Linked DNA regions of Homo sapiens: region 1 is linked to region 2. A link is a contact called in ENCODE Hi-C or POLR2A ChIA-PET data. All regions are on one chromosome and are shown on one strand. Each heading gives the region's core, a stretch centred on a gene start or an enhancer-like site at or near the end of the contact. The rest is flanking DNA. Distances are from core to core; before and after follow the strand shown.

What was found. Hi-C counts contacts between places; a loop is a spot of excess contacts on that map. ChIA-PET counts read pairs that join two places held with the same protein, here RNA polymerase II (POLR2A). Pooled maps may share reads with other maps.
Region 1: a loop to region 2 is called in a pooled map, with 3 times the contacts of the local background. The contact joins the promoter of AKAP8L here to the promoter of ZNF791 in region 2. A Hi-C loop is called at or near these places in 1 of 50 pooled maps. POLR2A ChIA-PET finds 5 or more read pairs at or near these places in 3 of 52 experiments (CD4-positive, alpha-beta T cell, Caco-2 and H1).

What each region holds. Positions count from the first base shown.
Region 1 is chr19:15,416,730-15,420,814 of GRCh38, forward strand. It overlaps AKAP8L (A-kinase anchoring protein 8 like), which reads right to left and starts at 2,259. Exons shown (of 14, transcript NM_014371.4): 1 at 2,182-2,259. The coding sequence starts at 2,194. WIZ (WIZ zinc finger) reads right to left here. Exons shown (of 13, transcript NM_001371589.1): 13 at 3,249-4,085.
Region 2 is chr19:12,608,745-12,612,291 of GRCh38, forward strand. ZNF791 (zinc finger protein 791) reads left to right here and starts at 2,176. Exons shown (of 4, transcript NM_153358.3): 1 at 2,176-2,338. The coding sequence starts at 2,336. ZNF490 (zinc finger protein 490) reads right to left here and starts at 2,069. Exons shown (of 5, transcript NM_020714.3): 1 at 1,820-2,069; 2 at 414-458. The coding sequence starts at 1,936. RefSeq lists enhancers at 1,738-1,957, 2,288-2,347 and a silencer at 2,088-2,147.

The sequences.
Region 1 (4,085 bases), core at 1,009-3,508, 2.8 Mb after region 2:
ATTTCTGTGCTGTTTACCACTGCTCTCCTCTTCCCCTCTCAGTGCTAGAGATGCAGCTTCCTTTCCCACGTATAAATAAGGTAACAGGGTTCAAAAGCAGGGCGAGTTAATAAAAAGATTTATCAGTCACCTTTTATGTTTAATAATGCTAACATTTGCTTCGAGGCCTCTAGGACTTACCCTTAAAGCTATTAGTTGTCTGAAATGTGAATTAAAATGCCTTTGACTTTAGTGCCCTACTTCTTAAATAAGGGGAAGACTCACATTGTAAATTACTGTGGTTTTCAGTTTATCAAGATAAAGGAAAAACTAATCATTACTTTTTTAGCTTGGCTATCTCAGTGCCCACCCAAACCCAGAACTACAGCCTACAAGACCTAGAGCTGGAATTCAGGTTTGGTCATTAGTGACCTTGTATCTCAGTTTCCTCATCTATTAAAAAAAAGAGCTCCATTACTCAGCTACCCCACAGCACCCAACCATTCATCTTCTGGTTTCTTCAAGAGTCCTGTTTTTAAAAACCATGAAACTGTCTTCCAGTTCTTGGTAAGACTTGGTGAGAATTATATTCCAATCCCAGGGATGTCAGTAACAACCCCATAGTCTTTCCTCCTGAACTAGGAAAGCTACAGAAAGGCTCTGGCAGAGCTGCCCAACTTGGGCACTACTGATGTTTGACGCCAGATACTTCTTTGCGGTAGGTGTCATTGTGTATACCGTAGCAGGGCAGCATCCCAAACCTCCATCCACTAGATACCAGCAGCACTCCCACTCCCATATGTGACAACCAAAAATGTCTCCAGACATTGCCAGATGTCATCTGGGGCAGAATCACCCCTGGATGAGAACCCACTGGGCTGGGGGATGGTTGCTAGAAAAACTGGGGTTCTTGGAAAGCTCCTGACCTGGCAGCCAGGGTAGAGGGGACTGGCACTACCTTCTTGCCTATGCCAACATAAAGTGGTCTACAAAGGAGCCCCACAGACTCACGTTGCATTCTCAGTTCTCAAAATTCCAAGTAGAATGCAGGTTACCTGGCAACCACACACGCTCAAGCCTATAATACCCTCACCAAACAGGGAGGCCTAGTGTAAGTCTCCTGGCCGAGAAGCCTCATCAGTCACTGCCAAGGCAAACCCAGGAGGCCTTGGCAATTCACCCAGTGATGATTTACAGTCGCCCAAGCATATTGCGGGGGGCGGAGAGGGGCTCTCGGATCTGTCACCCACTCTCCCTTTCAAATCCCATTGGCCTCCCACTGGCCTCCCTGGCTGATCTTCTAACAAGCCAGGCAGTTCCTGCCCGTAAGCCTTTTACAGCAAAAGCTCCCTGGGCCAGATATCTTTATTCGCTCCCTCCATTTAGGTCTCTGCTCAAATGTCACCTCTTTACAGAAGGCTCCAACCACTCCACGTAGTGGAGCGACCCCCGCACGGTACTGACCACCCTAAAATATATCCTACACTCGCTTATTTGCCTATTAAGATCCTCGCCTCTAAGCTGCTTGAGGAATTCTTGTCTGTATTCCCAATACCCAGTCTGTACCGGACACGGTTCATTTGACAGACGCAGAGGGAATTAACATGGAACCTTGTCATTCCTTGCAGTTCAGCCCCTAGGGGCCCAAGGCTCCCCGCTCAGCCCAAACCCTTCCAATATTTACTTATCCCCCTAGGGCCTGGCGCCTTTCCCAGTTCTGAAATAGACAAAAGGGGGTGGTGGGTGGGATCGGGATGGGGGTGTAGAGCTGCGGCGTTTTTGCAGAGAAACTGCGCGGGGGAGGACGCGACAATGGCGACGGCAGCCGAGCCTGCTGCCTGCTCGCAAGGACCAAGGCCTGAGAAAGGGAAACCTAAGGCGTCGAGGTCCAGGAGCGCAGGCCAGGGACGGAGGTGGTGGGGGCGGAGACCTCGTGCGCTGAGGCCCGGACCCACGGACACAGGCGACAGAAGCCAAGACATCAGGCGGCCGGGAGCCGGGACGCCGGCTGCAGACACAGAGAGCTGAGGCAACGAGGCGTGAGGGCAGCGACCCTGAGGCGACGGGCCAGCGGCGCCATTTTGTGACCGCAGGGAAGGCAGTGACGGGGCCCCAGGGGAGGTGCGGGCAAGCCTGGTGCGGCATCCGCACGTCCCTGTCCCATCCCCCACGCAGAGCCCGACCCCACCCTGCCAGGCCCACCTGTGTAGCTCATGGTGGCGGGCAACACAACATCCGACGACGCCGGCTTCTGCTGCTCTGAACATCCGACGCTGCGATAGCTGCTGCTAACCACAGGGTCCCCTCCACACACACCCGAGCCCCGCCTCCCGACCGCATTGGCTCATACCGGCCTCGGCTTCACGTCTATTGGAAGGAACCGCTGTCTATCTCTATGCCTCCTCATATCAGTGGCTGGAAGCTGCTGGCAATCTCGTGAGAGCCCCGCCTTGTCCCCGCCTTCTGTTATTCTAAGGCCTCAGTGATTGGCCTACAGAAGCCGGCAGAGAGGCGGAGTCCTATAGAATTTGAGGGGGCGGAGCTGTGCACTACGGAAAGGCCCAAGGCCCAAGCATGGTCGGGCTGGAGGAGCGCCCGTACCCTGGAGACCCGCCAGAGGGAGTCGGGTCTACGGCTCAGGGCAGGGCTGGGATGCCAACTCCGCCACCGAGGTGCTGGGTAGGGGACCTAGCTAAGTCTCTCAAATTCTCTGGCCTTCGGCTCCAAAACAAGCATAGCAAAGCCATGTTGAGAAGAGAAAATTAAAACAGCACCAAACAAGATGCTGGACACACGTTTCAACATTACGTGACAAAGTGTGTGTAAAGAAATCATTCTGGTGCCAGTGCACTGAATAAATGTGATTAATCGTAACAAAACGATAATATATTTATATGGCATATGCTTATATGTGTAATAATTCCGTTTGTATTGTGTGTCATTCGAATGCTCCTTCAAACCTGCAAAAAGCTTTTAATCCTCACTTAAAACTGAAGCTTGGAACTCATGATTTGCTCAAGGTCCTTGACAGTTACGTGTTAAAATGGGAGCTTTGCTTCTAAAACCCTCCTGATTCACTCTGGGCTCGAGAGATCCTGCAATAGTGCAGCCGGGCACCAGTCATGTCCTCAGTCTGTTTCCTGGGCATATGGAAACCCTGCCAGGGACAACTCATAATTTCTAGAGATGACAGAGCTGCACCGAAGAGTACTTAACACGTGTGTTTGTGAAAACTCATTAAGCTGCGCAATTACGACTTCTACGCTTCGTGTGTTTTAAAACTTTTTTTAAGGTATGCTGTTTCTTTTTGATATTGTTGATTTCTTTAGGTGTAATAGTGGCATTTACAACGTTGAGAGAAACATACTGAAATACTAAGAAGTTAACTGATCTTATGGCCAGGATGTGCTTCACACAATTCAGACAGGTAGAGAGAGGAGGAGGAAGCAAGGAGCTATAAGATAAATCTCTGACAGCTGAAGACATTGGTCATGGGTTGGTGATGGATAGATGAGAGTCCATTTTACTGTTTGCTCTACTTTTGTATAGTTGGAATTCTCCATGATAAACTGTTTTAATAAAACTCCCCCCACCCAAATGAGGCTTCTGCAGAACTTGCTGCCATACGGAACAAAGCCACTTCTGATGTGTTAAGTGAGCAAACTCCAAACATGAAGCAGAGATCTGACGGATAAGCACTCTGGCTTCGGGGTTCATCTCCCCATCAGCCTCAGGGATGCCTGCCTGTCTTCCAAACCAAGGCAGGGCCCCAGGACACGTCTTCTGCGCCCTGCAGGTTCGTTCCTTCATCGCACTTGCCACAGTCATCATTGTACCGATTTGATTTCGTTCACATCCAACACCCTCAGAGACCACGGCTCAAAAGCTGAGACTTTGCTGCCTGAGGTGTATTGAAGTGGCTTGAGCAGAGAAGAGCAATGCTCAGAAAGTTTTAGGAAAACATCCCCCTGCAAGAACTGGAGGTGACTCTTCCAAGGACACACATGACCCTCACTTCACTGCATGATTGGTGGGGAGGAACTTGCCATATGACTTTATAAGCTCTTGTATCATTTGACTGTTTTTTGTCACATCTAGCCTATACC
Region 2 (3,547 bases), core at 926-3,425:
GATTACAGGCATGAGCTACTACACCCAGCCATTTTTTTTATTTTTTGTAGAGACAGAGTCTCACTACATTGCCCACACTGGTCTCAAACTCCTGAACTCAAGCAATCCTCCTACCTCAGTCTCCCAAAGTGCCAGGATTACAGGCATGAGCCACTGCACCCAGCCCAAATGTGATATTCCAAAGGATGCAGGTGGCTGTGTTGGGATGGCCAATGAAGGTAAGGGACAATGGAAGTACAGGGTGAGGGCAATGAACAGGACATACCTGAGAGCCTGGTTATTGGCCTTGACTATGGGAGTGCCTTCACAAAGACCCGAAAGACCCCCCCACAAAGAGGTCATAGAAGGACAGACCCAAATGGTCATTATAAACAAGGAAGGTAGCCACGCTGACAGGTAGCGATCTCACTTACAGTTTGAGTCTTGATGCTTTGTCCATGGTGTTCACTGTTCTGCATCTAATTAGAAACAAGAGGATGCATTTTGTGAGTTTCAGCAATTTAGAACTAAACATGACCTTTGACAGCCTTGGAAGCATTGTTCCCCCTGCATCTACCTGTACACACAGAGCTACCAGAAGGGTGGATCATGGGAGTTTTCAAGATTACACTGTCTCCTCTATAATGGGAAAAATGAAATATGTTTCTACTTTAAAAAAAAAATTTAGAGACAGTCTCTCTCTCTCCCAGGCTGGAATGCAGTGGCACAATCTTGGCTCACTGTAACCTCAAACTCTTAGCCTTGAGATCCTTCTGCCTCAGCCTCCGAAGGAGCTAGGACTACAGGTGAACACCATACCCAGCTAATTTTTAAAAATTTTTTGAGAAATGGGGTCTCGCTATGTTGCCCAGGCTGGTTTTGGGCTCTTGGTCTTTCCAAGTTCTGTAGGGACACTTTAGAAAACTTATTTGAGATAAATTTCCTTCCACTTTACAGCAACACGGATGGAACTGGAGGCCATTATCCTAAGTGCGATGATGCAAAAACAGAAAGTCAAAAACTGCATCTTCTTACATATAAGTGGGAGCTAAACAATGGGTAAACATGGACATACAGAATGGAATAATAGACACTGGAGATGCCAATAGGTTGGACAGAGAGGGGGGATGAGGGATGAAATATTACCTATTGGGTACAATATACACTCTTTGGGTGATGGGTGCACTAAAAGCCAGACTTCGCCACTATGAAATATATCCACGTAACACAAGTGCATTTGTAACCATAAATCTACAAAAATAAAAATAAAAATGAAAAGCAATAAAAACATGCTTAAACTAAAAACAAACAAACAAAAAAACAACGAAAACAAACCATTTCCTTCCAGAGTAAAACGCAGTTTACTGAGCACGTCTCATAGATCGTGATTGGTCTGAAGAGTCCCTGTGCCCAGGTTAGGGTTGCAATTTACCACCCGAGCCAAGTGCTCGGGTGTCCTACGGATTGTTTTTTCTTTCTTTCCTTTTTTTTTTTTTCTTGGGATGGGTTCTGGCCATGTTGCCCAGACTGAACTCAAACTCCTGGAGTCAAGCGATCCACCCGCCTCAGCCCACCCACCCCCCGACCTCCCCCACCGCCCCCACCACGCAGTAGCTGGGACTACGGGTGTGCGCCACCAAGCCCTGCCTTGGGGTTCCTTTTCTAAAGTGCCAAATGTGTGGAGGTGGGGAAAAGAAAGGTGGACGCCTCAACGCTGTTATGGTCAAAGATTAAAATGCAACCACACTTTTTATTACACATGATGGGGTAACCGTCTGTTTATAAACAAGGGTCACTATTCCACGAGAGGCCTTACAACATTATGCCAAGCCCCTGGTACCTGGAGGACATCAGACCCTCCTGTTCCTGTGCGGCCTTGACTAGACGACCACTTGCTCTGGACTTGCTCCTCGAGGGGTCGCTCCATCTGGAAACTGAGACTGGAATTCCTGCGCATCCCTGTCCCCGCATCCAGAAACACTGCAGGAAGACTTCCGTGTCCGACCCGAGATCCGGAACAATTTCTGCTTCAACACAATTGTCCACGGAGGGCACCAGTTCCGTCCCACCGGCGGAAGCGAGATCTGCCTAGCTACTAGACCTGCTGCCTAGCTGTCATTCGGACAAAAAGGGGCGGGGCTGTATAATTGTCCAATCAGGGGCGGCGCCGGAAAGGAGGGTACGGCTACGCTGCGCAAATGCGTGCTACGTCACTGTGCGATCGGGTTGTGCTTAGCTTGGGGTCTCCTGGCCCCTTGACGCGTCAGGTTGCTGTACCCCTGCATCGGATGCGCTGTACCCTGCGCTGGCTCCGTGAACCTTAGGGACAACACCGGGACACCCGCGAGGCCGGAAAATGGTGAGTGTGCAGGGCCGGACTAGTTGGAACCGGCCGTGATCGCGGGACCCGGGCCTCCCCACGGTCACCTCCGGCCGCAGTGTGGGGCTGGGCTGGCAGCTGGAACTCCAAGCGTCCTGTCCCGTCCCTGCGCGGCGACTGCGGTCCCAGCCCCGGAGCCCTCTCTGGACAACTCCGCGCCCGCAGCCCCGCGTCTTTCCCAGATCGTGCAGGGACCACGGGAGGGTCCTGGGGAGAATCCCGCCTTGTGTGTTTGGTTTGTGTGGGAGGAGCTACAGTCTGGGGTTCCCAGTCCCTTCTTTCTTCCCAAAGGCTGTTTCCCCCTGAGTCTTCCAAAGATGTTGGAAGCAGAGTCTCAAATCCACTACCCTGTCCCCCCAGCCTAGCTCCTCCCACGGCGGGCCATTAATCCCTAGATTTCCGGATCCCTCCCCGAATTCCCAAACGCCTACTTCCGCTCGCCAGTGGAAAACATCGTCACCAACTCTTTGTCCTGTGTGGTGCATTTCAAACACACGCAGTATTTTAATAATCTTTTTTCCAATAGATGCCTCTTTTAAACGATTTATTTCTTGTTTGTGGATATTTTACATCAGAGAAAAATCAGAAAAATTATTCACTTGGAACTAATCTGCATAAAATGCTGTGGCCCTCATCCTGGTACCTTTCCAGGGCACAGACATCCTATGGGAACTCCTTTGCGTTGAGGTTCCTTTTTGTAAACTTTCCTGGGTAATCTATCTTTTCAGCACAGTTTCAGATTGGCACTGTCCCGCCTTGGGTTTATGACCTTGAAAAGATTTATTCACTCGAATGTCATTTTTCCAATAAATATAAAATATATGTTATCAGAAGAACTTGAGAGACAGTACAAAATATTTCCAAAGGGCAAAAAAGAAATGAATCTCAGAAAACAAAAAACATCCCAATATTACATTTGTTAAAAATTCTTTGTTCTTTCCCTGAGCACATGGAATATGTTTCTCAGGTCTGTTCTTTTAGTTTGATGTTTCAGATGGTATTCCAGGACTTAAACTTGCAACATCTAGAAGCATTCAGATAGAAGTAATACTTTTGTAAACTATTTATTGCCATGGAAATAATTAACTGACATTATTATTTTCTTTTTTTTTTTTTTAACAGATGGGGTCTGGCTGTGTTGCTCAGGCTGATCTTGAACTCCTGGGCTCAAGCGATCCTCCACCCTCA